3 separate regions of the Homo sapiens genome follow, and all the other regions are linked to region 1. The links are chromatin loops, found by intact Hi-C in ENCODE. Cell type or tissue: PC-3. All regions are shown on one strand. Links, peaks and the distances in the headings refer to the core of each region. The heading gives the core; the rest is flanking DNA.

The links. A loop is a pair of places that touch in the nucleus more often than their neighbours do. Peaks named below come from ENCODE experiments on the same cell type or tissue, not always from the same donor. Only the 100,000 strongest peaks of a DNase experiment are listed, where the experiment ranks them.
Region 2: it touches region 1 in a loop (9-fold over the local background); 22 of 110 quality-filtered maps call a loop at or near these places.
Region 3: a loop joins it to region 1, with 26 times the contacts of the local background. A loop is called at or near these places in 2 of 110 quality-filtered maps.

The regions. Positions count from the first base shown.
Region 1 is chr11:110,442,904-110,454,046 of GRCh38, forward strand. All of the region lies in intron 2 of FDX1 (ferredoxin 1), which reads left to right. Among named protein-coding and RNA genes, the nearest start is that of FDX1, 19 kb to the left of the region's middle. In PC-3, for the core only: a CTCF peak has its summit at 5,217 (motif pointing right); a DNase peak (open chromatin) is centred at 5,088; H3K27ac peaks cover 1,691 bases.
Region 2 is chr11:111,441,275-111,452,417 of GRCh38, forward strand. LOC107984386 (a long non-coding RNA gene) reads left to right here and starts at 4,590. Exons shown (of 3, transcript XR_001748382.2): 1 at 4,590-4,693; 2 at 6,860-6,953; 3 at 7,279-7,370. LOC644277 (a long non-coding RNA gene) reads left to right here and starts at 8,064. Exons shown (of 4, transcript XR_001748381.1): 1 at 8,064-8,219; 2 at 9,066-9,171; 3 at 9,973-10,135. It also overlaps a transcript of BTG4 not described here. RefSeq lists enhancers at 1-646, 5,378-5,557. In PC-3, for the core only: a CTCF peak has its summit at 5,478 (motif pointing left); a DNase peak (open chromatin) is centred at 5,467.
Region 3 is chr11:110,523,892-110,535,034 of GRCh38, forward strand. No RefSeq gene overlaps it. Among named protein-coding and RNA genes, the nearest start is that of FDX1, 100 kb to the left of the region's middle. In PC-3, for the core only: a CTCF peak has its summit at 5,365 (motif pointing left); no DNase peak of the experiment used is centred there; H3K27me3 peaks cover 2,457 bases.

The sequences.
Region 1 (11,143 bases), core at 2,113-10,112:
GGGGCAGGTCTTTCCCATGCTGTTCTCCTGACAGTGAATAAGACTCACAATATCTGACAGTTTTATAAGGGGAGGGGGGTTCCCTGCACAAGCTCTCTGCCTGACGCCATCCATGTAAGATGTGACTTGTTCCTCGTTGCCTTCTGCCAGGATTGTGAGGCTTCCCCAGCCATTGTGGAACTGTAAGTTCATTAAACCCTTTTTCCTGTATAAATTACCCAGTTTCAGGTATGTCTTTATCAGCAGCATGAAAATGGACTAATACAATTGGTTACATAGTTGAAGACACAAAACTGTGGCAGTGTACCTCAGTCTGCAATGGCTGATGTTTATGGGTGCTGAAAATTCATCTTTACCCCTGCCCTGCCCCGCTACCTTTTTTTTTTCTGTAGGAAAATGTCTCAAGTTTTAAATTATGTAAAGCTTTCAGCACTAGCATCTTTGGTATAAAAAAAGATGATGGGATTTAGATTATCTTCCCTCCCCACCACATCATTTAACATGCCGTCTGTGGTTTTTGGACTTAATAATATCCTTTTTTTTTTTTTTTTTTTGAGACGTAGTTTTGCTCTTTTTGCCCAGGCTGGAATGCAATGGCACGATCTCGGCTCATTGCAACCTCTGCCTCCCTGGTTCAAGTGATTCTCCTGCCTTAGCCTCCTGAGTAGCTGGGATTACAGGTGTCTACCACCACGCCCACCTAATTTTTAAAATATTTTTAGCAGAGACGGGGTTTCACCATGTTGGGCAGGCTGGTTTCGAACTCCTGACCTCAAGTGATCCGCCTGCCTTGGCCTCCCAAAGTGCTAGAATTACAGGTGTGAGCCACTACGCCTTGGCCAACAGCTAATGCCCTTTCTGATTGGTGTGAGATGGTATCTCATTGTGGTTTTGATTTGCATTTCTCTGATGATTAGTGATGTGGAGCATTTTTTTCATGTTTGTTGGCTGCTTGTATGGCTTTTTTTGAGAAGTGTCTGTTCATGTCCTTTGCCTATTTTTTTAATGAGGTTGTTTTTTGCTTATTGATTTAAGTTCCCTATAGATTCTGGATATTAGACCTTTGTTAGATGCATAGTTGGTGAATATTTTCTCCCACTCTGTAGGTTGTCTGTTTACTTTGTTGATAGTTTTTTTTGCTGTCTAGAAGCTCTTTGTTTAATTAGATCCCACTTACCAATTTTTGCTTTTGTTGCAATTGCTTTTGGAGACTTAGCCAAAAATCCTTTGCCAATCCAATGTCTAGAAGAGTATTTCCTTGATTGTCTTTTTTATAGTTTGAGGTCTTAAATTTAAATCTTTGATCCATTTTGGGTTAATTTTTGTGTATGGTGAAAGGTAGGGAGTCCAAGTTCAGACTTCTGCCTATGGCTAGCCAGGCATCCCAGCACCATTATTGAATACGGAGTCTCTTAAAAAGAGTAAGTGCTGTCCGGGCGCGTTGGCTCATGCCTGTAATCCTGGCACTTTGGGAGGCCAAGGCAGGCAGATCACTTGAGGTCAGGAGTTTGAGACTAGCCTGGCCAACATGGTGAAGCCCCATCTCTACTAAAAATACAAAAATTAGCCAGGTGTGGTGGCATACACCTGTAGTCCCAGCTACTTGGGAGGCTGAGGCACCAGAATCACTTGAATCTGGGAGGCGGAGGTTGCAGTGAGCTGAGATTGTGCCTCTGTACTCCACCCTGGGTGACTGAGCAAGACTGTCTCAAAAAAAAAAGAAAATATATGTGTGTGTGTGTGTGTGTATATATATATATACGTATATATATATATATATACACGTATATATATATATATACGTATATATATATATATACGTATATATATATATATATATACACGTATATATATATATATATATTTGCAGAACAACCTCTGAGCTGCCTCACTCTGGGCACACTGCCTATGGGATAGCTGTGCTCCACAAGGAGTCCTACTTCTGCTGCTGCTGTATGCTGCTGCTTCAATGAAAGTTGCTATTTAACACGACCGACCCGCCCTGAATCGTTTCCTGGGCAAAGCTAAGAACCTTCCTGGGCTAAGCCCCAATTTTGGGGCCTGTCTACCCTGCATCAATTCTATATGAATTTTAGAATAGTTTTTTTATAATTCTGTGAAAAATGATGTTGGTAGTTTGATAGGAATAGTGTTGAATCTGTAAATTGCTTTGGGCAGTATTATTTGCTTATTTTTCTGATGAGGTATTGTTTATTTTTATAGGTTAGCAAAAGCTCTTTAAATGTCCTATTTGATAAAAATTGTGAAGATGAAAATTTTAAACATTTATTTAAATGGCTTCCAACTGCTATTTTACATGAAGTTACATATTCTCAAAATAGTGTAAAATGCTTTTTGCATAAATAATTTGTGTGGATTGCTTTATATTAATTTCTTCTAAATTAAAACATAAGTATTATGATCTTAATACTTGAAAGTATTCTTTTAAGTTTTTAAAAGTATTTTTTTCTTCATCACTTGTGACTATATATTACAGTACAGTTTTTTTTAAACCGCAGGTGACAACTATTACAAGGTCATGAAATCAATTTAGTCACTCCCAACTAGCATTTTAAAGAAATCAAAAAGAACATATAAAAACATATCATCTTTTGCAAGGGTATTATCTTAGGAAATGTTTATTTAGCTATTTTACAAGTATATATGTACTGGGTCATGATGTAAAATGAAATTCGTACTGTGAGTCACAGTTAAATAAAGTTTTTTCTGAAAGTCATTGGTTGGAATGGAAGAATGTCCTGCCTGGGCTTCTTTCCCAGCTGTATCCCTTTTTCAGCTTTGTGACCTTGGGTTGGGTATCTAACCTACTCATAACTCATCTTTTCATCTGTAAAGCAGGGATAATATTAATATCTACCTCATAAAGTTGCTGTAAAGATCAAATGAGTAAATCCAAGCAAGTCCTAAATAAATATTAGCTAATATTGTTAACATAGGTATTAATACAGATTCATTGTTCATTATAGCAAATTTTAAAAATACATTTAAAAAGAATTTAACACTTCATATCATCACACAGAGATAAGCACTGAAATAATCTTTTTTCCGAATACCCAAGAAATATAGAAAATTTAATGTAAATTTAAAAATTCTGCTGGTATCATAGAAATTCGCGTATTCAGACTCAGAAGAAAAGCTTTAAAGATCAAGTATCCTGACATGTCCACAAATCTTTGTATTTAAAGATAAGCTTGAGATAAGTAAGCTAAACTAGATTCACCAAAGACAGAGTTAAGCCTAAGCTTCTTTCTAGAATAAAGATGAGAGAAATGAAATCAGGAAGGGTGCAATGTTATCATTATAAAGAAGAGCTTATTACCACAACATTATGGGGGCAGCTGTTTCATTAATTCCTAAGGCTGAATGCAGGAGCCCATCTAAACACTGCATTTGTCATAAGTCATACAGATGAACACCGTACTCCAAACATGGCTGACCGAAGTACTTAGTTTCTTTACAGTTTCTCCCTGGGTGATCTCATCCGTTCTGTGACCTTAAATCCTTTCTAGATATTGATAAACTCTTAAATTTACATCCTTAGCTCAGACCTCTCCTCTGAGCCCTGATTTACAGATCTAACTTCTTGCTTTACATCACTTCTTGGAAATCTAACATATTTAAAACAGCTTTTGCCTTTTTTCCTCCTGATGAAACCTGTCCTTCCTCGAGTCTTTCCTACCTCAGTAATGAGCACCACCCGGCTGCTCGAACCTGAAACCGTAGAGCACCATTCCTTCCTCTTTCTTCCCAACCTGACATCCAGTCCATCGGCACCTCCTGCCAGTTGTGCCCCCAAGATTCGCCTCCAGCATGTCCTGTTGGCTCCATCCCTACAGTCGGCACGAGGGGCTGGCCAGCCACTGGGCGCCTGGAGCTGTGCTAACCTGCTTCTGCTCTGGAGTTTAACAGCCAGGTAATTTGTCCTAACAGAAATCAGACATGTCAGTCCCCTGATTAAAAGCCATGAGTGGGCCAGGCACAGTGGCTGACGCCTGTAATCCCTGCACTTTGGGAGGCCTAGGTGGGCAGATCACAAGGTCACGAGTTTGAGACCAGCCTGGGCAACATGGTGAAAACCCGTCTCTACTAAAAATACAAAAATTAGCCAGGTGTGGTGGCGTGCACCTGTAATTTCAGCTACTTGGGGAGGCCAAGGCAGGAGAATTGCTTTAACCCAGGAGTCAGAGGTTGCAGTGAGCTGAGATTGCACCATTGCACTCCAGCCTGGGTTACAGACTAAGACTCCATCTTGGAAAAAAAAAAAAAAAACCGAGATGGGCGGATCACGAGGTCAAGAGATTGAGACCATCCTGGCCAACATAATGAAACCCCGTCTCTACTAAAAATACAAAAAAAAAAAAAAAAAAAAAAAAAAAAAACCCAGCTGGGCATGGTGGTGCATGCCTGTAATCCCAGCTACTTGGGAGGCTGAGGCAGGAGAATTCCTCGAACCAGGGAGTCGGAGGTTGCAGTGAGCCGAGATTGCACCACTGTACTCCAGTCTGGCAGCAAAGTGAGACTCCTTCAAACAAACAAACAAAAAACCATGAGTGTCTTCCTTTGCACATAGGATAAAATCTGTATTCCCAGCCGTAAAAGGCTCTGCATTATCTGGCCCCATCTGCCACTCTTCCTCTTTTTTGTTTTTTTCTCATTGTTCTTTGTCTCACTTTGGTGATACTGGCCTTTTCTCAAGAGCTTGAACTCACCCAAAATTCCTACCTTTGAGACTTTGTATATACTTTACCCTCTCCCTGAGACACATCCCTCTCTCTCCCATCCCCAAAATTTAGCTTTTCATCTATCAAATCTCAATTTATGTACTTCCTTAGCGAGGCTTTGCCCAGCCACCCAGTCCAAAGTAGTGGTTCTCTTGTTACCCTGAACCCATTATTCTCTTTCTCAGCATCTTGTTCACTTGTTTTATAGTATTTGTCACAGTTTAGTAATTATGTATTTCTTGTGTATCTTTCCCAATAGACTGCGATGAGGGATAAAGTCATTCCTGTTTAATTCCTCATTGTATACGAAATGAAGTAATAAGTGAACACATGAATAAAAAGGGACAGTCATAAATTTTGGAAACAGTTCAAACTTATAAACATTCTCATTGCCAACTTTTATATTAATATAGATCTTTTGGATGATGCAGGTACCTGTTTTCAGAGTGTATCATAATATTCTGTCACTAGGGGGCAGTTACACACCTGAGATTCAACTTACCTAGTTTACTCTCAAGACATTTTTTTCTTCAATATTACCTGTTTTCTTCATGTGTCTGTTTTGAGGGAAATTATACAAATTGGAAGATCCTGATTGTGTTTGTATAAGTTTATTTGTATTCCCCTCATGCTTGAGTCCCTATTGATATAATGTATTTCTGACTATGCTAGATCAATCTTTAATCTAGAAAATTAGATTTTATATTTACACATAATTTCCATTTCTAATATATAATATTCCCACACAGCCATCCTCTAGATTTTTGTTTGGGAAAGGGGTTAGGTGTCGGGGCAGGCAATTGTATTGTCAGCATCGTAGTAGATAATACAAAATGATCTTAATATGAGATGCACACACACAAAATGTCTTTTCCCGTTGGCAAACACTCAAGTTACATGAAAGGAAAGGAGCAGAGCAGTCTGCAGAGATCTGACTTTCTCTAGGAATTAATTTCACAGCTACAACTTCTGAGGATTTGCCCAAGTACTTACTATCATTATTCCTGTTTTAAAAAAACAAAACTTGGTTCATGAGTTCACCAACCTTGAAATTAGTAAGCATGCTTTACTATTCTTCATGTCATTTTATATGCATATATTTGAAATTGTGCAGATTAACAGTATTGAGATTCTTACTCTAGCAAAATCAGAAGCATTGCAGAAACCAAAACTGTTGTCAGGAATCCTGTAATTTTAAGCTGGCAGGCTGTGTGAGTTGTAAATTTTACATTTGTTACTGCAGCTAAAGATGGACCATTTTAGCTAATAAACAAATCCCTGCCATCCTTTGTCAGCACCATGTGAACCATGCTGTTTATAGACATCTGAATATCTGTATGATTTTCTTGACTATGGTGATGATATTTTAAACTGTGGTTATAATTTAAAATCATTTTTAAAGCCTGTATCAGTTTCAGCCAAGCATTAAGTGCTAATACTGAAAAATGTATCTGAAAATGAGTTATTTTGGAATAGAGGTTAGATATAACAAAATGTTAGGAAGAAAGCCAAAAACCTGTCATGATACATACTACTGTTAATTTAGGAGAAAGCACTCTGAATTGTTAGCCAGTATGTAAACAAAATCAAAGCAGTACTAAAATGTATATACTTTTAAGTTCATGAAAATTGTTGTATAACCAAGCCAGGATGGTGGCTAAAATGCTAGCACCAGGGGCTAATATCAGTGTTGCTGTAAGGTGTTCCTAAATCAGGTTATTATCTGTGCTAAGGCATGAAGTATGTTATTATTATTAATTTTAATTGACAGATCATAATTGTATTTATGGGGTAGGTACAGTGTGATGTTTTGATACATGTATACAATGTGGAATGATTAACTTAAGCTAATAAACATATCCTTCACCTCACTTATTTTTTGTGATGAGACATCTGAAATTTACTGTTAGTAACTTTTGAAATACACAATACATTATTATTAACTGCAGTCACCATGCTGTTGCTATAGATTTTTTAAAATTAATTTTTTATAATATTTTGAGACAGAGTCTTACTCTGTCACTCAGGCTGGAGTGCAGTGGCATGATGTTGGCTCACTGCAGCCTCCACCTCCTGGGTTGAAGTGATTCTTGTGTCTCAGCCTTCCTAATAGCTGGGATTATAGGTGAGCACCACCACACCCAGCTAATTTTTGTATTTTTAGTAAAGATGGGGTTTCACCATGTTGGCCAGGCTGGTCTCGAATACCTGACCTCAAACAGTTTGCCTGCCTCGGCCTCCCAAAGTACTGGGATTACAGGCATGAGCCACTGTGCTCGGCCTGTGCTAGAGATCTTAAACACAAATTCCTCCTAACTGAAACTTTGTAGCCTTTGAACAGCACATGCTCATTTCATTTCCTTACCCCCACTCCCATCTGCTGGTAACTACCGTTGTATTTTCTAAGGCAGTGGCCCCCAACCTTTTTGGCACTAGGGACTGGTTTTGTGGAAGACAAATTTTCCATGGGCAAGGTTGGGGTGGGGATGGATTTGGGATGATTCAAGTGCATTACATTTATTGTGCACTTTATTTCTATTATTATTACACTGTATCATATAATGAAATAATTATACAACTCATCATAAGGTAGAATCAGTGGGAAGCCCTGAGTTTGTTTTCCTGCAACTAGATCTAGGTCCCATCTGGAGGTGATGGGAGACAGTAACAGATCATCAGGCATTAGATTCTCATAAGGAGGGTGCACCCTAGATCCCCCACATGCACAGTTCACAGTAGGGTTCTCATCCTATGAGAATCTAATGCAGCTGCTGATCTGACAGAGGTGGAGCTCAGACGGTAATGTGAGCAATGGGGAGCAGTTGTAAATACAGATGAAGCTTCCCTCACTTGCCCTCTGCTCACCTGCTGTGTGGCCTGTGGCTCGGGACTGCTGTAAGACATGATGTATTTTTGGTTATTTGAAAGGTGGACATAGTAATGAAAAGAATTTTACATCAAACATTTGTTCTACTTAAGTATATTTTAAAACAAAAATGTTTGAGGATTTTAGATTTTTAAACTTTAGGAATCCACTTTTCTATTTTGTTTCTTTGAGAAAATAATTCTTGAAATATGAGACTTGTACAATTTCCAAAATCTTTGAGAATGCATTTCTCATAAAACATCACTTTGTGTTTACATATATGTGTATATCCATGTATATATATACATGTACATACATGTATACACATAGACATACACATTTTCCCTGTTCATTTACTTTTATATAGCCAACCACTTATAAAGACACTAAAAGCTGACAGCCACCAATATTACTCTGGGGCTGTGTATATAATAAGTTATATAACTTTTGCACCTCATTCCTTCATATACATCATATATTAGTATACCCATATTGTGATCAGCTGCAAGTTTTAGCCTTGTAGTTGTTGTTTGTTACTTTTATATCCTTTATTCTTTTATAGTTTTATAGGTTATCTTCCACTGTTTATTTTGTAGGGTTCTCTGTGTATATGAAAAGCCAAAAAAAAAAAAGCTCCCCATTTTGTGAATAGCTTTTGTTTCCATAATCTATTTTCAGGTCAGCTGCTTGTTATTTGGAATTTGTTTTCCCATAAAAAATAATGTTGGCTAAATTTTTGAGCCAACACACAGAACCTATTTCTTCACAACTGACTTAATCACCATTTATAGCTTGTTTTTTGGGATAAAATGCATTGCACCTTCTAACTCTTGTAATTGTAGCTGCTGCTGCTTTTCTTCTACTTTTTTAAAGAGACAGGGTCTCATGCCAGTCAGAATGGTGATTATTAAAAAGTCAAGAAACAACAGATGTGGTGAGGTTACAGAGAAATATGAACACTTTTACACTGTTGGTGGGAATGAAAATTAGTTCAACCATTGTGGAAGACAGTGTGGTGATTCCTCCAAGATTTAGAACTGGAAATACAATTTGACCCAGCAATCTCATTACTGGGTATATACCCAAAGGAATATAAATCATTCTGTTATAAAAATACGTGCATGTATATGTTCATTGTAGCACTATTCACAATAGCAAAGACATAGAATCAACCCAAATGCCAATCAATGATAGGCTGGATAAAGAAAATGTACATATACACCATGGAATACTGTGCAGCCGTAGAAGGAACAAGATCATGTCCTTTGCAGGGACATGGATGGAGCTGGAAGCCATTATCCTCAGCAAACTAATGCAGGAACAGAAAACCAAATACCACATGTTCTCACTTACGTATACCACATTTTCTTTATCTCTTTATCACTTGAGAGATATTTGGGTTGTTTCCACCTCTTGGCAATGGCCAATTGGTTTTTGACAAAGGTGCAAAGCAATTAGTGAAGAAAGGGTATTCTTTTCAACAAATGATGTTGAATCAATTGGATATTCATGTGGGAAAAAAAAGGTGCATCAACCTAAACCTCACATCTTATAAAAACATGAATGCAAAATTGACTTAGATCTAAATGTAGAACTTAGAACTGTAAACTCCTAAAAGAAAGAACAAGAAAAAATCTTTAGGACCTGTGGGTAGGTAGGCAGAGAATTCTTAGACATGACTGGAAAAGAATTTATATATAAATTCTTATATATAAGAAAAATAAATTAGAGTTCATCAAAATTAAAAACTTTTGTTCTTCCAAAGACACTGTTAAGGGACTGAAAAGCCAAACTACAGACTGGGAGAAAATACTTGTAAATCACATATCCAGTGAAAGGACTTGTATCCCGGCTATGTAAAAAGCTCTCCAAACTTAACAGTAAGAAAACAACACAATTAAAAAAATGGGCAAAAGATATGAACAGACACTTCACCAAGGAGAATTTAGAGATGGCAAATAAGCTCATAAAAAGATTGAGGGGCATCTGGACCTGAACTTGTATGTGTGAATGAGTTTGTGTTGTTTAGAGTTTCTCCTAGAGGCACAAGAGACTAATGGTGATGTCATACTCCCAAGTGGCTTTGGGAAAAAAATGAGGCAAAGTTAAAAAAAAAAAAAGATATTTTACACCTTTAATTTCTTGGAGAAAATGTGAATGAAAGTCACAATGTGACACCACCAGATACCTACTAGAAACAAACCATGGGACATTCAAACAGTGGAATGCTTCTTAGCAATGAAAGGGAGCAAACTATAGATACATGCAACACATTGGATGAATCTCAAAGGCATTGTGTTGAGTGAAAGAAGCCAGTTTCAGTCAAACACTGTATGATTCTATTTATATGAACATTCTGGAAAAGACTAAACCACAGTGATAGAGAACAGATCAGTGGTTACCAGGGGTTAGGGATGAGGTAGACTGTGACAACAAAGCAACAGCAAAAGGGAATTAAAAGTTTTAGGCTGAGGAAGCTGCTCTGTACCCTCAGTGTGGTGGTGGTTACACAAGTCTATACATACATTAAAACTCATAGAACTGGCCAGGTGCGGTGGCTCACGCCTGTAACCTCAGCACTTTGGGAGGCTGAGGCAGGCAGATCACCTGAGGTCAGGAGTTTGAGACCAGCCTGGACAACATGGTGAAACCCCGTCTCTGCTAAAAATACAAAAATTAGCCAGGCATGGTGGCTCATGCCTGTAATCTCAGCTACTCCAGGAGGCTGAGGCAGGAGAATCACTTGAACCCGGGAGGCGGAGGTTGCCGTGAGCCGAGATCGCACCATTACACTCCAGTCCAGGCAACAAGAGTAAGACTGTCTGAAAAAACAAACAAACACAACAAAACAAAAAGCCTCATAGAACTGAACACTGAAAGAGACAACTAGTAATTGGAGGACATAGCTCTCATGAAATTGGCAATATTTTATGAGATAAAGAAAACAGAAAAGGAGTAACTTTTTTTTTTTTTCTTAAATAGCCTCTTGTTCTTCTTACAGTTTTAGGCTCTTTTTTATACCCAAATATTTACCTTATTTTTGCAGGTTTTTTTTTTTCCTCCTAAATACCCTTTTTGGTTAGGTGTCTCCAATATTCTCTAAAATTCTTTAATTTTTAATAAACCGTATAGGTTAAATCTCAAAACAAACTCTAGAAAACTACTCATCTGTCTTCTTATGGATTTTTGAAAGATTGAAAGTTTCTTTTTACTTTTCTATTTTTTAAATTTTTCTTTGAGCCCTGACCATGGCAAGGACAGAATAGTTCATAAGTGCTATCCATAGGGTCTTGGAAACCCTTGGTACAGATCGTTTCTGTAGTGATAGTTGTTCTAACACAGTCTGACCGTTAGCTTTCTCTGGTTTAGTGTTAGCTCTCTCACATAGGCTGGTTTCATTCTGAGTCTTATAGTTTCTATTATATTTGAACTTCTTCCTAGTACAAAGAATAACAAAGGATAAATTGTTGGCAAGTTTTTTTGGCAGAAAAGGTTCGAAAAGGACCATAAAATAGTGAGGGATCATGAATGTGAT
Region 2 (11,143 bases), core at 1,280-9,279, 1.0 Mb after region 1:
GCTCTGGGGAGTAGGGGAGAGAACAGGGTCTGCTCATGTTCCCACAGGAAGGAAGGAGTATTGAGAAGGAAGAGAGAAGCAAACTAGAGCATCAGCAGCGGCTCCTCCGAGAGAGAGATGGCTCCTTGAGCACCAGAGTCAAGGGAGATTTTATGGGCTTGGGAACAGACCACAGAGAATACACCACCCTTCTTCTTTCAACTCTCAGCTCAGAGACTTCCCAGATCCCACAGTCTGAATTAGTCATGAGTTCCTTAGAGATGCCTTACGGATTGACTTCTCTGTCCTTGTCTGCTCTTGGGCTGTTTATAATATATCCATGCCTCTCCCACGCCTGACTATAAACTCCGTGACTGTGCCTCGCTTTTGATCTCATGAAGTTCTTGTACAGGGTAAGAACTCCTTGTTATTGACTTGAATGTGTGACTAATCCTGGGAAACCCCCATGGTTGACGGGCAGGGGACAGAAGCATTAACAGAAAGGGAAAAGCAAAGCGAGTTGGGCCGGGCATGGTGGCTCACGCCTGTAATCCCAGCACCTTGAGAGGCTGAGGCAGGCAGATCACTTGAGGTAAGGAGTTCAAGACTAGTCTGGCCAACATGGTGAAACCCCATCTCTACTAAAAATACAAAAATTAGCCAGGCATGGTGGTGCATGCCTATAATCCCAGCTACTCAGGAGGCTGAAGCATGAGAATCACTTGAACCCGGGAGGAGGAGGTTGCAGTGAGCCGAGATCGCACCAGTGTACTCCAGCCTGGGTGACAGAGCAAGACTCCATCTCAAAAAACAAAAAAAGAAAGAAAAGTGAGTTGAACATAAGAGACCAGAGCATAGCTAACACCCAGACTTTGGTTTCTAATAACATTCTCCAATAAAAAGGAACCAGAACTCCTTGGGGATATGGCCAATTCTAGGACGGGGACAGGAAATATACGAGATGAGATCAGGTGCGGTGGCTCACGTCTGTAATCCCAGCAATTTGGGAGGTCGAGGCAGGTGGATCACTTGAGGTCAGGAGTTTGAGACCAGCCTGGCCAACATGGTGAAACCCCATTTCTATAAAAATACAAAAAATTAGCCAGGCATGGTGGTGCACAGCTGTAGTCCCAGCTACTCAGGAGGTCGAGGCAAGAGAATCACTTGAGCCAGGGAGGTGGAGGTTGCAGTGAGCCAAGATCGAGTCACTGCACTCCAGCCTGCATGACAGAGTAAGATTGTTTCAAAAAAAATGTATACACACACACACACACACACACACACACACACACCAGATGAGCCTGGGGCATCTTATAGTGCCAAAAATATAAGGAAGTACTCGAAAAACAACAACAACAACAACAACAACCCACAATCATGAGGTATGTCCAAAGGACCCCGTAGCCCACTGGCAGAGCTCACAACAACCAGCACTGGATCATTTTGAAAGACAGGGAAAAAAAAAAACTCTCTATCTAAATCTAAAGTATGAAATGAATACCTATAAGTCCATATTGATATAAATAAATGTTCACGTGAATAAATAAAAATGAAGAAGCAACAAATCTCACATGCAGAAGAATCTCAAATAACTTGCATTCGATTAACTTACGTTAATTTCAAATAACTTAATTCCACCCTCGGGGAGGGATAAGGCAACTGCCCACTCCTTAAGTGTGGGCTGTACATAGTGATTTTCTTCCAATGAGCATAGTGTGGAAAGGGAAAAAGAGTAACCTCTACAGTGGAGGAAACCTGGCCAACGCTACCTCAGCCAGGTGATCAAGGTCAACACCAACAGTGATACATCATGTTGATTGCATGTACCCTTCATACAACGTGATGAAAATGGCACCTTGCCTCTGTGGTCTTCCTCTCAAAAACCCACACCTCCAGTCCAAGCGTTAGAAAAACATCAGATAAATCCTAACTGAGGAACATTCTACAAAATATCTGACCAACATTCCTCAAAACTGTCAAGGTCATCAAAAACAAGGAAAATTTGAGAAATTCTCTCAACTGAGAGTAGGCAAAGCAGACATGATGACTGGATGTCATATGTGGTCCTGGAACAGAAAAAGACAATAGGTAAAACTAAGGAAATCAGAACAAAGTATGGGTTTCAGTTAATAATAATGTATTGGTTCATTAATTATAACAAATGTACCATATTAATGTAAGCAGTTAATAAGAGAAGAAGCTGGGTGTGAGGTATATGAGAACACTGTACTATCTTTTGAAATTTTTCTGTAAATCTAAAACTGTTCTTAAAAAATAAAGTTTTTCAAAAAAATATCAGCACATTCTAGGAAAAACTTACATAACTTAAAAACAGAGGGAAAAAAAAGAGAGACAAAAGGGACTTTGGGATCATGGAAATTAAGTCGTCCCCCACCTGTCAGACCAGTGGAAAGTCAGGTAAAATCAGAACTGAAAGTGACATCCCGGGGGCACTGCCAGGGTCCTGAGAGAAGGCAGTTTGGGGATACAGTGAAAGTCAGACAGCTGGGGGCAACAGGACGAGGACCTGGGTGCAACAAGTGTAGGGCAGCAATCAGAAAGCGTGGTCTTTAGGTATGGGCATAGATGAAGCAGGAAGCCTCACTTAGAAGCCTCCAGCTCGAGGACGCTTAGCAACACAGGTGAGTATTTAAAACAGTGCAGAGTGGGGAGTAAGAAACCAGGGTGAGACAGCACAACCACCTCTGCAAGCATTTAAAACGGACATGTGCCTAAACGATGCCTGCTTTGCAGGAACTCACAGACACACATTTGGTTTAACAGAATTATTTTTTATGGGGAGATGGAAATAAGAATAAATGGAGAAAAATAAATGAACAAAATAGGAGAAGTTTCCTGCCCAAACCACACCAGCAATGACAATGTTCCATGAACTGAGTGTAATTAATTCAAACCACTACCCTGAGGGGTGTGTGTGTGTGTGTGTGTGTGTGTGTAGAGACAGTGTGTGTATGTATGTGTGACTGAGAGACAGAGAGAGAGGAGAGGAGAGGGAGGGAAGAGGAGAGAAGGGGAGGGGAAGGCAGGGGAGGGGAGGGGAGAGAAGACATAGGAGAGAAAGGAAAAGAAACAGGAGAGTCCTAAGAGGCAATGTCTCACTTATTTGTGGAATCTAAAGATCAAAACAATTGAATTCATGGACATAGAGAGTAGAAGGATGGTTACCCGATGCTGGGAAGAGTAGTGGGGGGCTGGGAGGGAAGGTGGGGATGGTTAATGGGTACCAAAACAAATAGAAAGAATGAATAAGACCTACTATTTGATAGCACAACAGGGTGACTATAGTCGATAATAACTTCATTGCACATTTTAAACTAACTTAAAGATTGTTATTGAATTGTTGGTAACTCAAAGGATATGTTTTTTGACACATGAGATGTTTTAATACATAATACCCCATAAATATATACACCTACTATGTACCTACAAAAATTTAAAAAATAAAAATTAAAAAGTAGAAGAAGAGGTAAGGGAATCAAATGAGATTTTTTTCAGAACTGGATGAAAGGCAACAGAAAAAGGAATGGTGGAAAGAGGGTGGCTGAAGACGTTAGGAAAGAAAGGCAGGAGAGCGCAGCAGTAAAAGCTGGCGTGGGGGATTCCTCTGTGAGAGGCAGGGGAGTGGTCAGGCTCTCTCCAAGGCAACGGTCAACCAAGAAAGTTTGTTTTTGAAAACCATAACCTTCTCTGTCAAACGGGACAAATAGGACATAAGCCTTAGAGGACAAAGACAATAGATATTGGTGAGGGGATAGAAGAAGCAGTGGCGAAGAAGAGAGATGGGGAGCCCAACGGCTACCCTCATGGTACCGTGCTAAGGTTAAGGTTGCCCTCGTGGTACAGTACTGTGAGGAAATTACTGATGGGTATTGGGGACTTGCCCTCATTCTGCCATCAACCAGTTATGTGACCTTGTGAAAATCCCAAACCTCTCTGAGCCTCAGTTTCCTCATCTTTAAAATGAGATGTTGGAATGAACACGCTCCCTTCCCTAATCCAGCAGTTAATGCAGTCTGGGAGTTCATGCAGGAAGGAAGACTAGTGGCATTACCTCCTTGAGGCTGGATTCACAGCAAAGCCTCCAGCATCTATACCTCCACTCCTATTGTGTATCGTGCCAACAGGGTCCGGGGATCCTCTGAGCCTTTTCAGCCTGTGTGGGCTGTCACACAGCTCAGTTCCACATCTTTCATCGTGCCCTCCTTTGTTATATACGTGGCCCTATAAGGGCAGTCCTCTGTATTCCCACAGGACTGAGCCTAGGAAAGAGGTTCATTAAGTATTTTGCCACATTCTAGGCCCAACATATCCCCAATTGCTAAAGGCTCTGAGGCAGGACATTTCAAAGCAGAGAACAATTGTTCTCTAATTAGGATCTGATTTTTAATTTAAACTTCAACCTGAAAAGCAACCTGAACTCTATTTTAGTCTTTTCCGGTTTGCCATTCCTAGAAATCCTGTCCAGTGACCTGACCTTGTGGGAATTTTCCATCTTGTCTTGTGTTGACTCAGGACAAGACACTTCCTCCCTCTGGGTCTGAGTTTCTTCATCCACAAAATAAAAGAGCTGAAGGACACAGCCCCTAGGATCCCTTCCAGCTCTACTACTCTCGCCAGTTGGAGTAATCTGAACCTACTTAGGCCCCCAGGACCTTTCACCAGCCAAGTACAACCTCCTTGTCCCACTCACCAGGTAAGAAGTTACCTTTGAGATGGATTTCACAGAAGGGAGGAGAAGTGCAGAGAGCTAATGGCCATGATTATAATAGAAACAGGATAGAGAGACCACAAGGTTACAGAACATCCCTTAAGACCTCAGAGCAGTAGGAAGCTTTCCCACCTACCTACCCAGAGCAGAAGGAAGGTTGACAACGTGAACCTACTTTCTACTACCTGGGAAATGTATGTGATTGGTATGGAGCGAACAGGCTTCAGAGCAAGAATACCTGGGCTCTACCCTGGCCTCACCTCCTATTACTGGTATGATCTTAGGCAAGTGATTTCATCTTTTTGTTTCTCCATTTCTTAACACAATAAGTGGGGTTCATTACAATGTCAATCTCACAAGGTAGTTGTGAGTACCAAAAAGCGTGGTGCATATCAAAGTTCCTCGCAAAACTTTGATACTGAAAGCATGGTCCAATGAGGTCAGCCTTCACTGAGAGCTTCTTAGAAAGGCAGAATCTTGGGCCCCACCCCAGATCACCCATACTGTTGAATCAGAATCTCTGTCTTTAAAAGATCCTCAGGTGATTGGCAGGGACAGGAACGTTTTGGAATTGTTGCAAAACATTACACAGATGCTAATCTTACTTCCTATAAAAAATAATTAAGATCATGACACCAATAAACACACACACACACACACACACACACACACATCCTCCCCTGCAACAGCATTTCCTCTTCTCCTTCCACTGGACTCCTCCACGCCCTGCTCACCACTTCCTGCAAGCTCACAGTGCCACCATCTGGACAAACAAAGGCAAAGCAGATGACTGAGATGTGCAGGGAAGGACACTCAAGGGCCTGGAACACCCAGAAGAGAAGTGGCTTTGTGGGAGGAAGTCAGCCTGTGCTGAACATTATGGTAACCACCAGCCACCTATGGCTACTGAGCACTTGAAATGGGGCTACTACAAGCTGAGATATGCTGCATATCCAAATGCACTCTGGATTTGAAAGACTTACTACAAAAAAAGAATGTAGCTCCTGGAAGCTAAGTCTTAGTCCTAATTACTGCGTGGCTGTCCCCCCACAGGTAGTCTCTGTCACAACTCACCACCTGCTCCCTGTGCCCCGGGAACTTTCCTCTCTGGAGCAGGACCCTACAACGCCTCCTTCTGCCACCTCTGCCCTTTTGAAAAGTAATTAATGACAAGGCCAGGACCTGAGCCTTTCTCTCCACCACCTGCTGAATGCTTTATCCGATACATCATGTGGTTATCCAAGGATTCACTGGCAGTTTTACAGTTTCCAGTTTTTCTGGGTATGCATATTCTTTAAGAGCACTTGACTGGTTGCCTGAATTTTCAGTCTTTCTGGACCGCAGTCTTCTTTATAAACTGGGAGAAGAGAACTAAATAATCTCCAACATCCTTTCTAAAGCTAAAACCATATGGGTCTCTGAAACCTGGCTGTACACGCACCAAAGGCAGAAGCCTCGGGTTTTATTTCCTTTGCATCTCTCCTGCAGCATTTCACACACGGAGAGTACTTAAAGGAATCTGGCTGGCTTTGCCTTGCAGAAGAAGGGAACTGAGATGTCCCTTGCCCTCACTAAGCCCAGTTATGCACACGCATGCACACACACCCCACCAGCTTCTCTAGGAAGGAAAAGGAGATAGGAGATAGAGAAGAACCGTGGAGAGCAGAGGCGGCAGATGGAGGCATTCCTCCGGAGAGGAAGGTTCCCGGAAGACAGGGAGGTAGGAAAAAGAGAGTGGAGACACTTAAGTTGTCTGGGCCAAAGCTGCTCAGAGGATCCATATCTTAGATTTCATCCTCATGAAATATTCAGTGAGTGCATCCCGGAGCTCCCATGGGTGGCAGAGGCTGCCCTTCCTGGGCATTTCTCTCTGAGTTGGGATCCTGGGTCCACTTGTCCCTGTGCCTCTCCTGTACCGCCACCCTCATCTTGTTTTCTCATAGTGTTGCTGGCACTGGGCCTCTGTGCTTTGCTGCCTTCTAACTCTCCATCTGCCTCCCCAGCGGTCTTTCTCAGCATCTGTCCACCCTCTTACTTCTATGCCTACCTCTCTCTCTGCCACTGTCACCCCACCCAAGGGTGAGGATGCTCCCCTTTGAGGGCACCCCAGTGACATGGGCTTCCATAGCTGTCTTCTGCCATGCCCTCCAGAGTGCCACATGCCTGAGCACAGAGAACCCTCAGGACTGCGGGAATGAGACGCCTCGTGCAAAAGAAGAGCGAGACCCACCAGGATGCAGAGAGGGTAGGAGCTGGGGGTATAGTTGAGGAGTGGGGAACAGAAAAACAGCTCTGGGGGAAGATGCTGGCTTTATGAGACACCTGGGCTGGGCTAGGGCTCAGAAGCCCCCTAATGGGAGAAGAGCACTGTCAGGGGTCCACTTGTGCCCCTGTGGGATCGTGGGTGACCCACCGCTCCTGGAAGCTAAGTCTTAGTCCTAATTACTGCATGGCTGTCCCCCTACAGGTAGTCTCTGTCCTAACTCACCACCTGCTCCCTGTCCCCCGGGAACTTTCCTGTCCGGAGCAGGACCCCACAATGCCTCCTTCTGCCACCTCTGCCCTCCCAGGTTCTTCAACCCCTGGCCCGGCCAGGATGCCTGTTTCCCCTGTGGCTCAGAGGCCACCCAGCCAGAGAAGGGCAAGGACACGTGTGTCTGCCGGGGGCCTGGGCGAGTGTTCCAAGTATGTCCTCTGGCAGGGGGGCCCAAGGACAGGCTGCGTTTCCAGGACTGTTTTGGTCTCAAGTCAAACTCGGCTCAGGTGTAACTTGACCAGGGTTGGCTCAGGTTTCCAAGTGACTTGGGGATAGGGTTGCCAGATAAAATACAGGGTACCCAGTTAAACTTGAATTTCAGATAAATAACAAACTTTTTTTTAGTCTTGCATGGGACATAGTTATACCCAAAAAAAAAATTGTCTAAAATTCAAATTTAACTGGGTGACCTGTGTTTTCATTTGCTAAATCTGGCTCGCCTTCTCCAAGAAAATGACAGACTTTATGTTGCTTTTTGCCACGATCACTTCCAAAACACATCCTAGCCCAAGCCCTTCCAACTTGAACGTTCTCTGCAAGCCAACAAATGTGCATGTGAATTCTTCCTTTGCTGAATGTCTCAAGTCTCTTTTTTTATTGAAATGATAGCACCAGCCAGACCCTTACCAGAACAGGCTGGTCTCCCCCTGACTCCTCCCCTGCCCTGTTTATTGCTCATTTCCCCGCCCCTGCCCTTGTCTTCTGGCCCATTTCCAAAAGGGTCACAGCCAAAAACCTGGGCATGGTTCACCACAACGAAGTATTAACCAACCAACATGAACCAGCACTCCTCCCTCCCCCTCCCCGCCCCCAGCCCAGTGACAGTCGGTACCCCTGCCTCCCGGGCCACCGAGACTTTGGAGAGCCAATGGGCTGTGTCCAGTGGGAACACAGGAGCTGCAAGGACGGAGCCACTGGAATCAGGAGGGGCTATGTTTGACCAAGGCTCAGTGGAATGACCACTGTGCCCACGAGGTAGGAGAATGCCCATCTATTATGTCCTTGGCCTTCCTGCCCCTCCACCCTCCCATTCAAATGTCCACCATTCCAGCCACTGGGCTCATTCCATTGCCCCTCTCTGGAAATATAGAGGTCAGTACTTTGCACTCTCAGGCAGTTCCTAGAAGCAGCTGGAGAGAATGAGGAAGAGCTTCCCCAGGGAGGTGTCCCCAAGAAGTTTGAGTCTTTGTGCAGGTGTGTGCCACACCAGGAGATGCCCATGGACATGACCCAAGCCCTGGGGCTCTGCCTGTGCTGGGGACAACAGTCAAGCAGAATGTGCAGCCCTCTGTGCCCAGAGAGACAGAGACACATCTTGCAGCTCAGCTGCCCTGATGGCATCCCACAGATTTCTGTCACTGAAGGCATGGGGAGTCAGGTACAGTACTCTGAGGTCCTACCTCATGCAGAGCCAGGGCCTGTGACTTCTGCCTCCAAAGAGGGAGCATGCAGGACATGCCTATGTGCAGGGTCCAGAGGCTGCTGCTGCCTGGCCCACATCACTGGCACCTCACCAACATCAGAGGCTCAGAACCAGAGCAAGGCCCCTTTGTTGATTTTATTTCATCCTACAAAACTCCTTGAATAAGAGGTCATTGTGTTCATGAAAGAAGAGGGACACTGTCCAAGAGGTCATGACTCCAGGCTGCCCCTGCCCCATGGAGTTCTTGGAACTATTCCCACCCCCACCTCCCTTGTGTCCTTTCAGGACACTCAGACACAGCTCAGGGAAGGGGCTGTGTTCGCCCTCCCTTCCTACTGGGCAAGTGTGTGACTCCGTGTCTTGAGGGAAGATCTGACACTGCCTCTTTTCGTTTCCAGGATTTTTACCTTCTGGACCAGCCTTCCCCACCACGTGCTGTGGGCCATCCCTGCAACTTGGACTTAGGGCAGAAGTCTGTCCCCCTCTATGTGGTCAAGATGGATGGTAAGAGAGCTGGACAGATGGAGGCCACAGGGAGGCCTGTGGCTCGGGACCACACACATGCAAGCCTTGTCCTTACCAGGGCGTGTGCTCTGTCCCATGACCAGAAGCTGAGGTTTGACAGGGCAACCACTCCCCTAGGGAGGGCTCCCTGAGAACTGCATGCAAATTCTGACCCCCCTCAATGTTTCAGAAAGTTGAAGCTACCACGTGCAAACCAGGCTGAACAGCTGCTGATTATATACATGCTCTTGGGAAAACTCTTACCCCGGTCCCTGCAGGGTCAGAGGGAATCCCTGCTTGTTCTAGCGCTTGGCTTCCTGGGCCTGACCTGACCAGATGGTGAGCTACTACACTCCCTAGGCCTTCCCCTCGGGGATCCCAGGTGTCCAGACCAGGATCCAGGTGGGCATCGCAGCTCACCTGTTGCCCCTCCTATCCCTCCCCTACCCTTCCCAGGTCCCAGCACAAACCCATCTGAAGAGTGGCAGCTCTCCCTCATTCTCTGAATCTTACCTAGGAAAGTCTAGGGAAGGACATCTGGACTCTTCTTGGTCACTGAGCCTCAACTCCACACATCTTGGGGATCTGCTGCCCCCAGAGCCAGGCATCCGAAACCCCACAGTCTGCCTCCAAGTCAATGATACCCTGGCCTTCCTGGTGACTCATGAGCATTACCCAGAGTATGACCTGTGAGTGTCCAGAGACCACAGCCCCATCATCATGGAGGCCCTAGAGAGGAAATGCCCCTGCATCAGCCACCACTCCCAAAGGCAACGTATTCCCTCCTTTCTCTCTCCTCAGGGGCCACTTCTATAACACACTGGAGCAATATGACTGGCGGCGCTTCCGGGCCCTGGCTGAGGAGTCCCAGCTCTATGAGCAAAGCCTCAGCCTCTTTCTGCAGCAGTTCCAAAAGCCGGGCATTTATGTCTTTCGTCTGAGCAGCAACCGACATCGGAAGATGGTTTGTCTACGATAATTTGCCTCATTTAAGACATTATCCCATTATTTCCCCTCTCTTTAAAAAATACTGCTGCAGGCCAGGTGTGGTGGCTCACACCTGTAATCCCAGCACTTTGGGAGGCCAAGGAGGGCAGATCACCTGGGTCGGAAGTTCGAGACCAGCCTGACCAACATGGAGAAACCCTGTCTCTACTAAAAATACAAAATTAGCTGGGCATGGTGGTGCATGCCTGTAATTCCAGCTACTTGGGAGGCTGAGGCAGGAGAATCGCTTGAACCCGGGAGGTGGAGATTGCAGTGAGCCGAGATCGTGCCACTGCACTCCAGCCTGGGCAACAAGAGTGAAACTCTGTCTCAAAAAAAAAATAAATACTGCCTCATAACCAGCTCAGACAGATCTGCAGGGAAGGAGATGCCCTGATGTCCCTATCAGTTTCAGGGTCCCACAATGCTAACAGATGGTCCTGGGATGCCAAAGTTCATTTCACAGCAACCCAGCATGTGCTGTGCAAGGAGGGGAAGGTTGAGAGGATGGGAACACAAGTATGTATTCAGGGACATCAATGGCATTGAGCGGCTTAGGACCTCTGGCTATCTCTCCCAATCCTCCACTTTGTCTCCCCCCGACCCCCATCTGCCAAGCCCACCTATGCATGGTTTTATCTGTGTGACCTGCACATTGCACCACCACACTGATCCAGGTGTGCTGTTAGTGCCACACACAGCATTTAGTATCTCCCTGTCAGCACAACATCCAAGAGGTTTTACTGGCTTAGTCCCAGAACATGCACACAGCTCCCTCATACAGATAGTCATCTGATTTGAGTCATCTGATGTGAACAAGTTTCCCAGGAAAACTCTGATTCTGCCTCCCAGTCCCCAGGTTTACACAGTCATCCAACTATTTGGTCGGTGTTGGCCGGCGTGGGTCCCACTCTGTCTTGTGGCCAGTCTCTGGCAGACAGTGGGACAAAGACTGAACAGACTTCTTTCCATCCATTATGTCCGG
Region 3 (11,143 bases), core at 1,956-9,955, 81 kb after region 1:
GATCAAGTTTGTGCATGTGTGTGTGTTTACCAACATTTTTTTGAAAAAATTAAATTCACAGAAAGATTAAAGAACAGTGAACATCCATATGCCCTTTATCTAGATTCATCACTTGCCACATTTGTACTATGTACATGAATATAATACACACATATATGGACATGTACATATGTGTGTACATGTGTACACACACACAACTGATTCCCATTATTCACGTATAGTTATACTCTAGAGAGTCATAGTGAACACTGAATTAGAGAATATGGAACCATTGTTCCTAAGGGAGATACAGGGCTAGATTGCTAAGAACCTCTGCTGGCATTTTCATTAAGCTTGTTTTGTGTGTGTTTCTGTTTGAAGACACTTTATGTATTATATATTGTTGATTCAGTAACACTGAGCATATGGCCGTTAGTGCTATGACTCATGTCTGAACGAAGCTTCTCTAACACGTGTTTTCTCCATGAGGTTCATCACAGCCCTCTTGCTCATGGGAACACTAGACAGCACTTCAGCCTTGTGCGTGGGGCAATCTTAAGTAGTGAAATCACCAACAAAAATAAAAATGCAAAAAATGTGCCACTAAATAGACCACAGAAAGGACACTTGTTTACAGTGTGAAACAAGAAGACAGAGTGTTGATCAACCTTCCTTGACCTCATCTGAGAATGTTTGTATCGGATGACTCAAAGTTTTCATCACTCTGTATGTCTGCAAGTAACCGTCAAAGCCCTATGAATATTGATTCAGGGGGCTATAATTCTGAAATACATTTTAGCAAGCAGGCAAATCTGCAAATATAGAATGTCAGTGATGAGTATCAGCTGTTTGTATGTGTGAACGTTGCAGACACTATGTCTCTTCCCCCTGAATGCATCTTTTAAGAATAAGGATATTCTCCAACATAACTACATGACCGTTACCCTGCCCAGGATAACTAACCTTCATTCAATAATATCATCTGTTATGCAGTTTATATTCAAACTTCTCCAATGTTCCCCAAGAATTCGAAGAGCTGTTTTTTGGGGGGGGCCTAAATTCAATCAAGGCTCACCCACACATTGCATGTAATTGTCTCTTTAGTCTCCTTTAATCTATACATCTCCTGCCTTTTAAGAAATTAACATTGATATGTTTGAAGAGTCCAAGCCAATGGTCTCTTAGAATGTCCCACATCCTAGATTTATCTGGTTGCTTCCTCATGATTAAATGTTGATGAAACCCTTTGGGCAGGATTACCCCAAAGCGGGTATTGGGTACTGCTTTTGCAGGCCAGGAGAAGGCTCCTATCACTTTGTCCCTCTATTGGTGAGGCTGTTTCATTCCTTCATTAAATTACTGCTGTAGATTGGGTGTGATGGCTCACTCACGCTTGTAATCCCAGCACTTTGGGAGGCCAAGGCAGGAGGATCCCTTGAGCCCAGGAATTCGAGACCAGCCTGGGCAACATAGGGAGACCCCATCTCCATACAAAATTTAAAACATTAGCCAGGCATGATGGCACATACTTGTAGTGCCAGCTAATCAGGAGGCTGAGGCAGGAGGGCTGCTTGAATCCAGGAATTTGAGGCTGCAGTGAGTCATGATTGTGCCCCTGCACTCCAACCTGGGTGACAGAGTGAGACTCTGTCTCAGGAACAAATAAATAAAAATGAAGTGCTGCTCTAGGTGAAGTAGGGTCAGCGCTGTAGAGGTGAGGGCCTGAAGAGTGGAGGAAGAACCAGGGATCATTGTTGTGAATGGGGAAGGAAGTCTTAGGGGCTGAATCCCGGCAGCGGCCTCTCTCCCAGGAGCAGAGGGCCTGCATCTGTCCTGGAGCCCTTCCCTTGTCAAGAGCATGAAGAAACACAGCGTCAATGTCTGGGGGCCTACTTTCAATTTCCAGTGAAATTAGGACAAAGTTCCTTTAGGCTTGATATCATTTCTTTTAAGCCTGAGGCTTGAAGTTGGAGCATTCTAAATGCGTAGGAAACTGTTATGAATAGCAACGAAAGGCAGAGTAACTAACACCTGACATAGCTATTTTCCTTGCCATTGCCTCTGCATGATTTAATATTTAATATGCTTGTGGTCAAACCAAGTCTGAACAGAGCAAGCCTGAAGCACTTCTAGCAACACAGCCAGGTGGCCAGGAGCCCAAAGTGATATAACTGCGGTTTACTCACAGGCTTTCAGAGTAACCTTTAGGGCTGGTTGAACTCTCAGACACCACTTAGCATTTCCTAACAATGATCTGTAATGCATTTGGGAAGCCTGTCTGAATCACCCAATTAGATCATGCTTTCTAATGGGCCTCAATGCAGAGATGCTGCCAACAGCTTTGGCAGAGGCACACAGAGCCCCCTTCTTTACAAGGCATCTTCCACTCTCTGTTTTTGATTTCACTCTCACAACATCACTGTGTTGTATCCCAGGTGGATGCTACTATTCCCACTTGCAGATGAGGAATCTGAGGCTCGCTGAAGTTAAGTGACTTGTGCAACGTCACAAAACCATTGAATGGTTGCTGTGAGCTTTCAACTCAGGAAAGGGCTTGACTTTCCCCTCAGGTGCCCTTTCCACTGTGGTGTTGGGAGTTAAGTAGAGGCAGACAGGTCATTACTGGATGGGAAATGCCCTGTGAGCCATTGCCAGCTATGTTTCTGTGTTGGCCTCCAGCAGTGCTTGTCTGATCAGAGACAGGGGTTATGTGGTTAGAACTGGGAAGAAGGCACCCACTAAAATTCTCTAGTGACTTGTTTTCACTTTTGTTTTAGGTTTAGGGGTATAAGTACAGGTTTATTATATAGGTAAATTGCATGTCACAGGGGTTTGGTATACAGATTATTTCATCACCCAGGTAATAAGCAGAGTACCGGATAGACAGTTGTTGAATCCTCACCCTCCTCCCACCTTGTACCTTCAAGTAGGCCCCGGTATCTATTGTTCCCTTCTTTGTGTTTACGTGTACTCAGTGTTTAGCTCCCACTTACAAGTGAGAACGTGGAGTATTTGGTTTTCTGTTTCTTTGTTAGTTTGCTGAGGATAATGGCCTCCAGCTCCATCCATGTTGCTACAAAGGATATGAGCTCATTTTTTAAAAATGGCTGTGTAGTATTCCGTGGTGTATATGTACCACATTTTCTTTATCCAGTCTACCATTGATGGGCATATAGGTTGACTCCATGTCTTTGCTCACTGTGAATAGTGCTGCGGTGAACATACATGTGCATGTGTCTTTATGGTAGAATGATTTATATTCCTTTGGGTATATACCCAATAATAGGATTGCTGAGTTGAATGGTAATTCTGTTTTGAGTTCTTTGAGAAATCTCCAAACTGCTTTCCATAATGGCTGAACTAATTTACATTTCCACCAGCAGTGTATGAGCATTCCCTTTTCTCTGCAACCTCGCTAGCATCTGTTATTTTCTGACTTTTTAGTAATGGCCACTCTGACTGGTGTGAAATGGTATCTCATTGTGGTTTTGATTTGCATTTCTCTGATGATTAGTAATGTGGGCATTTTTTCATATGCTTTTTGGCTGCATATTTGTCTTCTTTTGAAAACTCTGTTTATGTTCTTTGCCCACTCTTTAATGGGGTTGTTTTTTGCTTGTAAATTTAAGCTTATAGATTCTTGATATGAGACCTTTTTCAGATGCATACTTTGCAAATATTTTCTCCCATTCTGTAGGTTGTCTGTTTACTCTGTTGGTAGTTTCTTTTACTGTGCAGAAGATCTTTAGTTTAATTAGGTCCCATTTATCCATTTTTGTTTTTGTTGCGATTGCTTTTGGAGTCTTGGTCACAAAATCTTTTCTGTAGCCTATACCCAGAATGCTATTTCCTAGGGTATTTTCCACAGTTTTTATATTTATGTTTTACATTTAAGTCTTTGGTTCATCTTGAGTTGATTTTTGTATATGGTGTAAGGAAGGAATCCAGTTTCAATCTTCTGCATATAGCTAGCCAGTTATTCCAGCACCATTTATTGTATAGGGAGTCCTTTCTCCATTATTTGTTTTTGTTGATTTTGTCGAAGTTCAGATGGTTGTAGAGGTGTGGCTTTATTTTTGGGCTTTCTACTTTGTTCCATTGGTCTATGTGTTGGTTTTAGTACCAGTACCTTATTGTTTTGATTACTGCAGCCTTGTAGTATAGTTTGAAGTCTAGGTATAGAATCATATTGTCTACAAACAGAGATAGTTTGACTTTGTCTCTTTCTATTTGGATGGCTTTTATTTCTTTATCTTGCCTGATTGCTATGGCCACGACTTCCAGTACTATGTTGAATAGGAGTGGTGACAATGGGCATTCTTGTTTTGTTCTGGTTCTCAAGGGGAGTGCTTCCAGCTTTTGCCCATTCAGTGTGATGTTGGCTATGGGTTTGTCATAGATGGCTCTTATTATTTTGAGTTATGTTTCCTAAATGCCTAGTTTGTTGAGGGTTTTTAACATGAAGGGATATTAAATTTATTGAAAGCCTTTTCTGCTTCTGTTGAGATGATCATGTGGTTTCTGTTTTTATTTCTGTTTATGTGATAAATCACATTTGTTTATTCGTATATGTTGAACCAACTTGTGTCCCAGGAATTAAAGCCTACTTGATCATGGTAGATTAGCCTTTCTATGTGCTGCTGGATTCAGTTTGCTAGTATTATGTTGAGTATTTTTGCATGTATGTTCATCAGGGATATTAGCCTGAAGTTTTCTTTTTTCACTGTGTCTCTGCCAGGTTTTGGAACCAGAATGATGCTGGCCTCATAGAATGAGTTAGGAAGGAGTACCTCCTCCTCAGTTTGTTGGAATGGTTTCTGTAGGAATGGTAGCAGCTCTTCTTTATAAATCTGGTGGAATTGGGCTGTGAATCTGTCTGGTCCTGGGCTATTTCTGGTTGGTAGGCTTTTTATTACTGCTTCAGTTTTGGAACTCATTATTGGTCTGCTCATGGATGTGTTTGTAGTAGTCCCCAAGGGTTTTTTGTATTTCTGTTGGGTCAGTGGTAATGTCCCTTTTGTAATTTCTGATTGTGTTTATTCGGATCATCTCTTTCTCTTTTTTTCTTTGTTAGTCTAGCTAGTGGCCTATCAATCATATTTATTCTTTCAAATAATGAACTTTTGATTTTGTTGATCTTTTGTATATTTTTGCATCTCAATTTCATTCAGTTCATCTCTGATTTTGGTTATTTCTTTTCTTCTGCTAGCTTTGGGGTTGGTTTGCTCTTGTTTTTCTAGTTCTTCTAGGTGTGATGTTAGGTTGTTAATTTGAAATCTTTCTAACTTTTTGATGTGGGCATTTAGTGCTAGAATCTTCCCTCTTAATGTCTGGTGACTTCCCAGAAGGTCAGGAGGGCTCCCTCTACTGGAAGCATCAAAAGTGGCCCACAGCTTGGTGGTCAAGACCATAGAGTTAGAATTAGATTGAGATTGGAATCTCAGCTCTGCCTCTTACTGATGTGTGGCCTTGAGCAGGTTGTTTAACCTTGCTCATTGTAAGTCTTCTTACCTATAAAGTGTGGTTTTATAGTTTTTTATGAAGATTGAATTATTGTATGTAAGGTACTTAGATCAGTAGTAGACACTCTATAATTAATAACTGTTATTGTATAATGCACTTAGTAAACACTAAATAAAAAGCCATTGTCATGGCATTGAGATATTTTCATGAACAGTGGTTGCTACTTGCAGACGATGTCATTGAGAACTGAACATATTCTGTGACAGTGTCTCCCAGAGGCTAAAGAAACTTCCTAAGTACAGAAGCCTGTGATTTGCACCTATATAATGTGCTCCATGAGACAGTTTTCCATCATGTAATCAGTAGTGCATTGAATAAGTGCTGGACAAATGGAGGTAAGAGTTGTGTTTCTTGCCCTCAGGGAACTTATGATCTGGCTGGGGTTGGCCAGTGGGGGAAGGTGCAAAAACCCATGCATAGAAGATAAACACCAAATATGGTAACATCATCCATATGGAGAGGATTGGGTCCCTTTGGAGTACAGAGAATTAGGGGAGGCAAGAGCCAGGGTGGCCAGGCAAGTCCTGGCATAGGAAATGGACTTGAAAAGTAACATTAAGTCATTCCTACTCCCTCCTTGCTGAGCAGGAATGAGAAGGCTAACTCCCAATGACAGGTACCGACTTGGTATCAGTTCAGAGGACCTCCCAGGCCTCTCTGCCCTTTGGTGGGGGTGTTACCTTGTGTTCAATTGTAATTCTCTCAGAGGGTCCAGGCAGCTGGTATGGGTATTAGTCAGGGTCAGGCCATACATGGGTCTGGGAAGCTCTGTTCATCTACCTGTTTGTCCACTCAATTATCTATATTTGTCTATATGTCTGTCTGTCCACATCTGCTCATTTGCCTGTCCATCTTTTCATCTGTTGACCTGTGTATGTCTGTCCTTCCACTCATCTATCCATCTGTTAGTTCAATCATCCATCTATCTGCTGTCTATCTGTGTGTCCACCTGTCCTTTCCATGTTTCTATTGCTCATCTTATTCCACAAAAGATTTGCAGTGGATTACAGAAAACACAAGGAAACAAAACAAGCAGACACACACGCATGCACGTATGCACACATACACAGGATTAGAAAGGTCTATGAAGCTAAGAAGTTGCAAATGGGAACGGGGCTAAAACTCAGACTATGTAGAAATGACATAATTGGTTGCTGCTATAGTTGAGCCACAAATTTGTCTGCTATTTATTTTTACAGTTATCTTCCCTGAAGTAGACACAATCTACTATTTGTTTACAAGAAAAAATATTTTTTCTTGTTTTTAGCTCAAAAATAACTTTATCTCATGAGGCTTCCTTCAGTTTCTGGGGAGAGGCAGTTGTTGGTAGTTTTATATGGTGGCTTCTAAATCAGACCAGCCTGAGTTCATATACTGCATCCGTCATTCAACAACTGAGTAACCTTGGGCTCACTGAGTCTTTCTGTGTCATACTTTCCTAATCTATAAAAAAATGTGATAAGACAAGTATCATCTCAAAGGGCTACAGTGAGGATTAACTGTGATTGTATATACCCAGAACTTAGTAAGGTGTGGGACATGTAATTAATCTTTAATATATGACAGCACTTGTTATTATTGAACCTAATCATGTTTCGAAAGCAATCTCTTGAGTGTGGTTGAGCATTAGCATTCACTCAGCTTCTGCATGCAGAAATCATGCAGAAAGTCAAGGACAGAGCAGCTCTGCCCAGGATAGTGCCTGCTAGCCTTGGATGGGCAGGGTAGACACTCTCATTCTCCAATCTGTCCTGTCGATTAGCAATCTGCTTTTTCCCTGTCCCTCAAGGTCCAGTCATGGGGGAGTACTTAGCCAGACTGCCCTGACCTTGTGGCCCCAGCTGGGAAGCAGAGACTAGGCAAGCTGCTGCGACTCACCTAATCTTCCCAGCAGCCATCCCTTTGTGCTTAAAGATGATTAATTGCATGGGAGAGTAAGTGTGTATCCCTCTCCTTGGCTGCAGTTGCCTCTCTCCCTCAAGCTCTGCGTAGCCAGCAGCATTTCACTCTTAACCTTGCAGTCTTCCTGGGCCTGATTTGCATCCACAAAGTTTCTATGTCCTATTTAGGAGTTGAACCATCTCTCCTTAGAGATCAAGGGGTGTGGTGCAGGGGACAAGCAGGAGGTGGTGTGGCTTATTCTGTCTGAGAGCAAGAGCCAACAACTCAGTTGTGACTGTGTATATTTGTGTGCGAGGGAAGATAGGGTGAGAATGGAATAATTCCACTTTGTTTTTACTTTTAAGTATTGCACAAATGGTCTCTGGAGTCCGCTGTCAGCTGGTAGACTTTGATTTAAAAGCAATGAATTGTATCCTCCAGTTGTGAGTAAAATTACAAATATCTTCAAGATGCGCAGTGCTCTGAGAAAGGGAGCTCACTCATCCAGGCTCTGCGGATGCCTCCTGTCCAGAGAAGGACACAGCACCTCTCTCTCCAGAGGGGAAGTGGGAAATGCGGAGAAGACTGTGGGGAGCATGTCCCACAACACAGGGACTAGAGAAGAGTATGATTTAGGGACATAGCCTGGATCAGATATGGGGTAGGCAGGAATGGGAAGGCCAAGTGAAGCAACATGGGCCCCTTTCAGGCTCTGCAGGTAAAATCCTCTCAAATTCGTGTCTGGAGAGCAGCTGTGTAGTAGAATACCTGGTATCATCAGGTAGAATGGATGCTACTTGATGAAGGCTTCTTCACCTCAGCAGCAAATATATATATTTGATACAAAGCCTCACTCTGTTGCCCAGGCTGGAGTGCAGTGGTATGATTTTGGCTCACTGCAGCCTGGACCTTCCAGGCTCAAGCGATCCTCCCATCTCAGACTCCCAAGTAGCTGGGACTACAGGCACACCACCACACCTGGCTAATTTTTGTATTTTTTGTAGAGACAGGGTTTCACCATGTTGCCCAGGCTTGAGCTCCTGGGTTCAAGCCATCCACCCACCTTGGCCTCTCAAAGCACTAGGATTACAGACATAAGCCACTGCATCCAGCCAGCAAATATTTACCAAGTGCCCGCAATACAGAAATAGAAAGTCAAAGCTGGGTGTTATGGTTTGGATCTGTGTCCCCACAGAATCTCATGTCGAATCGTAATCCCCGTATTGGAGGCGGGGCCTGGTAGGAGGTGATTGTATCATTGGGGTGACCCTTCATAAAGAGTTTAGCACCATCCCGTTGGTGCTGTCCTCATGATAGTGAGTGAGTGATCATGAGATCCGGTTGTTTAAACGTGTGTGGCACCTCCCACTCTCGTTCTCTTTTCCTTGTTGCTCTGGCCATGTAAACTGCCTCACTCCCCCTTTGCCTTCTGCCATGATTGGAAACTTCCGTTATGCTTCCTGTACAGCCTACAGAATCATGAACCAATTAAACCTCTTTATAATTTGCCCAGTCTCAAGTATTTCTTCATAGCAGTGCAAGAACAGACTAATATGCGGGACATAGTGTCTCCCACCTGTAATCCCAGCACCTTGGGAGGCCAAGACAGGAAAATGGATTGAGGTCAGGAGTTTGAGACCAGGCTGGGCAAGATAGCAAGACTTCGTCTCTACAAAAAATAAAAAAAATGAGCCAGGTGTGGTGGCATGTGTCCGTAGTCCCAGCTGCTCCCAGCTGCTTGAAAGGCTGAGGCAGAAGGATTGCTTGAGCCCAGGAGTCTGAGGCTGCGGTGAGCTGTGATTGCACTACCGCACCCCAGCCTGGGCGACAAAACGAGACCCTGTCTCAAAAGAAATTAATAAAGTATGGTGCTCTTGGGATATGAAACCCGTGGATAGGGAGGACCAACTTTTTGTATATATGCAGGTTCCACAGGGCCAACTTCAAGACTTGAGTATGTGTGGATTTTGGTATCCAAGGGGATCCTGAAATGAATTCCCCAACTCTACTGAGGGACTGCTATATATTCAATAATTGTTTTTCAAAGAGGTCACATCTTCTTGGTATAGTTAAGCATATTGCAGAAGGAGTTTAAGCAAGATGTATACTTGGGGAAGGCAACCAAAGGGAAAGGTTGCTGAAAGGGAGATTTGGCCCCTTCTCAGCTAACCCTTTGGCCAGGGGCTCAGCTCCAAGACCCCCCGTCTGAACACCTGGGAATGAGAACACTGGGGCATGCCATTTTGAAAAGAAAAAACTACTAATTACCTGCATAGAATAGATATTAAGAAGAGATTTCTCTAGGGATTTCAAAAAAAATAATCCATTGATTTAATAACTAACCAATTTCCTTATGGAAACAACGACATTTCATCAAGCACATGTTTAATTTTGGACATTCAACAATTTTCTGGATAAAAGAGAAAGAAACGCACGTGGGAGCACACACACACACTCACTCGCTCTTAAATGGTCTGGACCATTGACCCTGCCAATCTCAGTGCTTACAGACCTGGTGAACATGAATGGGAAATTAGAATATAGGCTTTCTTCAATAGGTCTCAGTTTTTATGAACCGTACACAGAATGAGTATTTCGTTGCTTTGGTGTTGAACATTTTTTTTTTGGTTTTTGTTTTAAAATGACCAATCTACTTCATTTCATACTCACTGGAGAGATGAATCTGTTGTAATCGTGGAGGAAACCTTGGCTTTGTTGGACTTACTGAGAGATACTGTCTTCAACATGGTGCTCTCCTAAGGAAATTTCAAGAGTACTTTTAATCATTTGTGAGCATATAAGTTTAGTTTTAGATGCGTATAATATAAAACTCAAATTAGTGACTTAAGATGGATTTTGATATCTTTCCAACAAAAATGTCCAGAGAAAAAAATGGTCCGGGTTGGTGACTCTGTGGCTGTGAAAGATCCAGGTTCTGCCTGTCTTCTGCTTCTTCTATTTGCCAAGACCAGCTTGGTCAGGGAGACCCTAATCCAGCAGCGCTAGAGGAATTAAACACACACACAGAGAAATATAGAGTGTGGAGTAGGAAATCAGGGGTCTCACAGCCTTCAGAGCTGAGAGCCTCGAACAGAGATTTACCCATGCATTTCCTGACAGCAAGCCAGTGATAAGCATTGTTTCTATAGATTATAGATTAACTAAAACGATTCCTTATGGGAAATAAAGGGATGGGCCGAAATAAAGGGATGGGTTTGGCTAGTTATCTGCAGCAGGAACATATCGTTAAGGCACAGATCACTCATGCTGTTGTTTGTGGTTTAAGAATGTCTTTAAGCGGTTTTCCACCCTGGGTGAGCCAGGTGTTCCTTGCCTTCATTCAGGTAAACCCACAACCTTCCAGCGTGGGCGTCATGGCCATCATGAACATGTCACAGTGCTGCAGAGATTTTGTTTATGGCCAGTTTTGGGGCCAGTTTATGGCCAGATTCTGGGGGGCCTGTTCCCAACACTATTATTGGCACATGTTTTCCAACTCAAGGCCACCCATGACCCAAGATAATTACAGTAACATCTTAGAGTCACATTCTAGGCAGGAAGAAGGAGAAAGGGAGGAAAGAGCACAAAGGTGACCCTCCCAGTCAAGTAAACCCCTTTGAGATGCTTTCCCAGCAGCTCCAACGATGACTTCAGCCTATATAGCATTGGCCACACCTAGCTTCAAGGGAGACTGGGCATACTGTTACCCAGAAGAGTCCTGGGGTTCTATTAGCGTGTGAGTAGGGGAGAATGAGTGTTG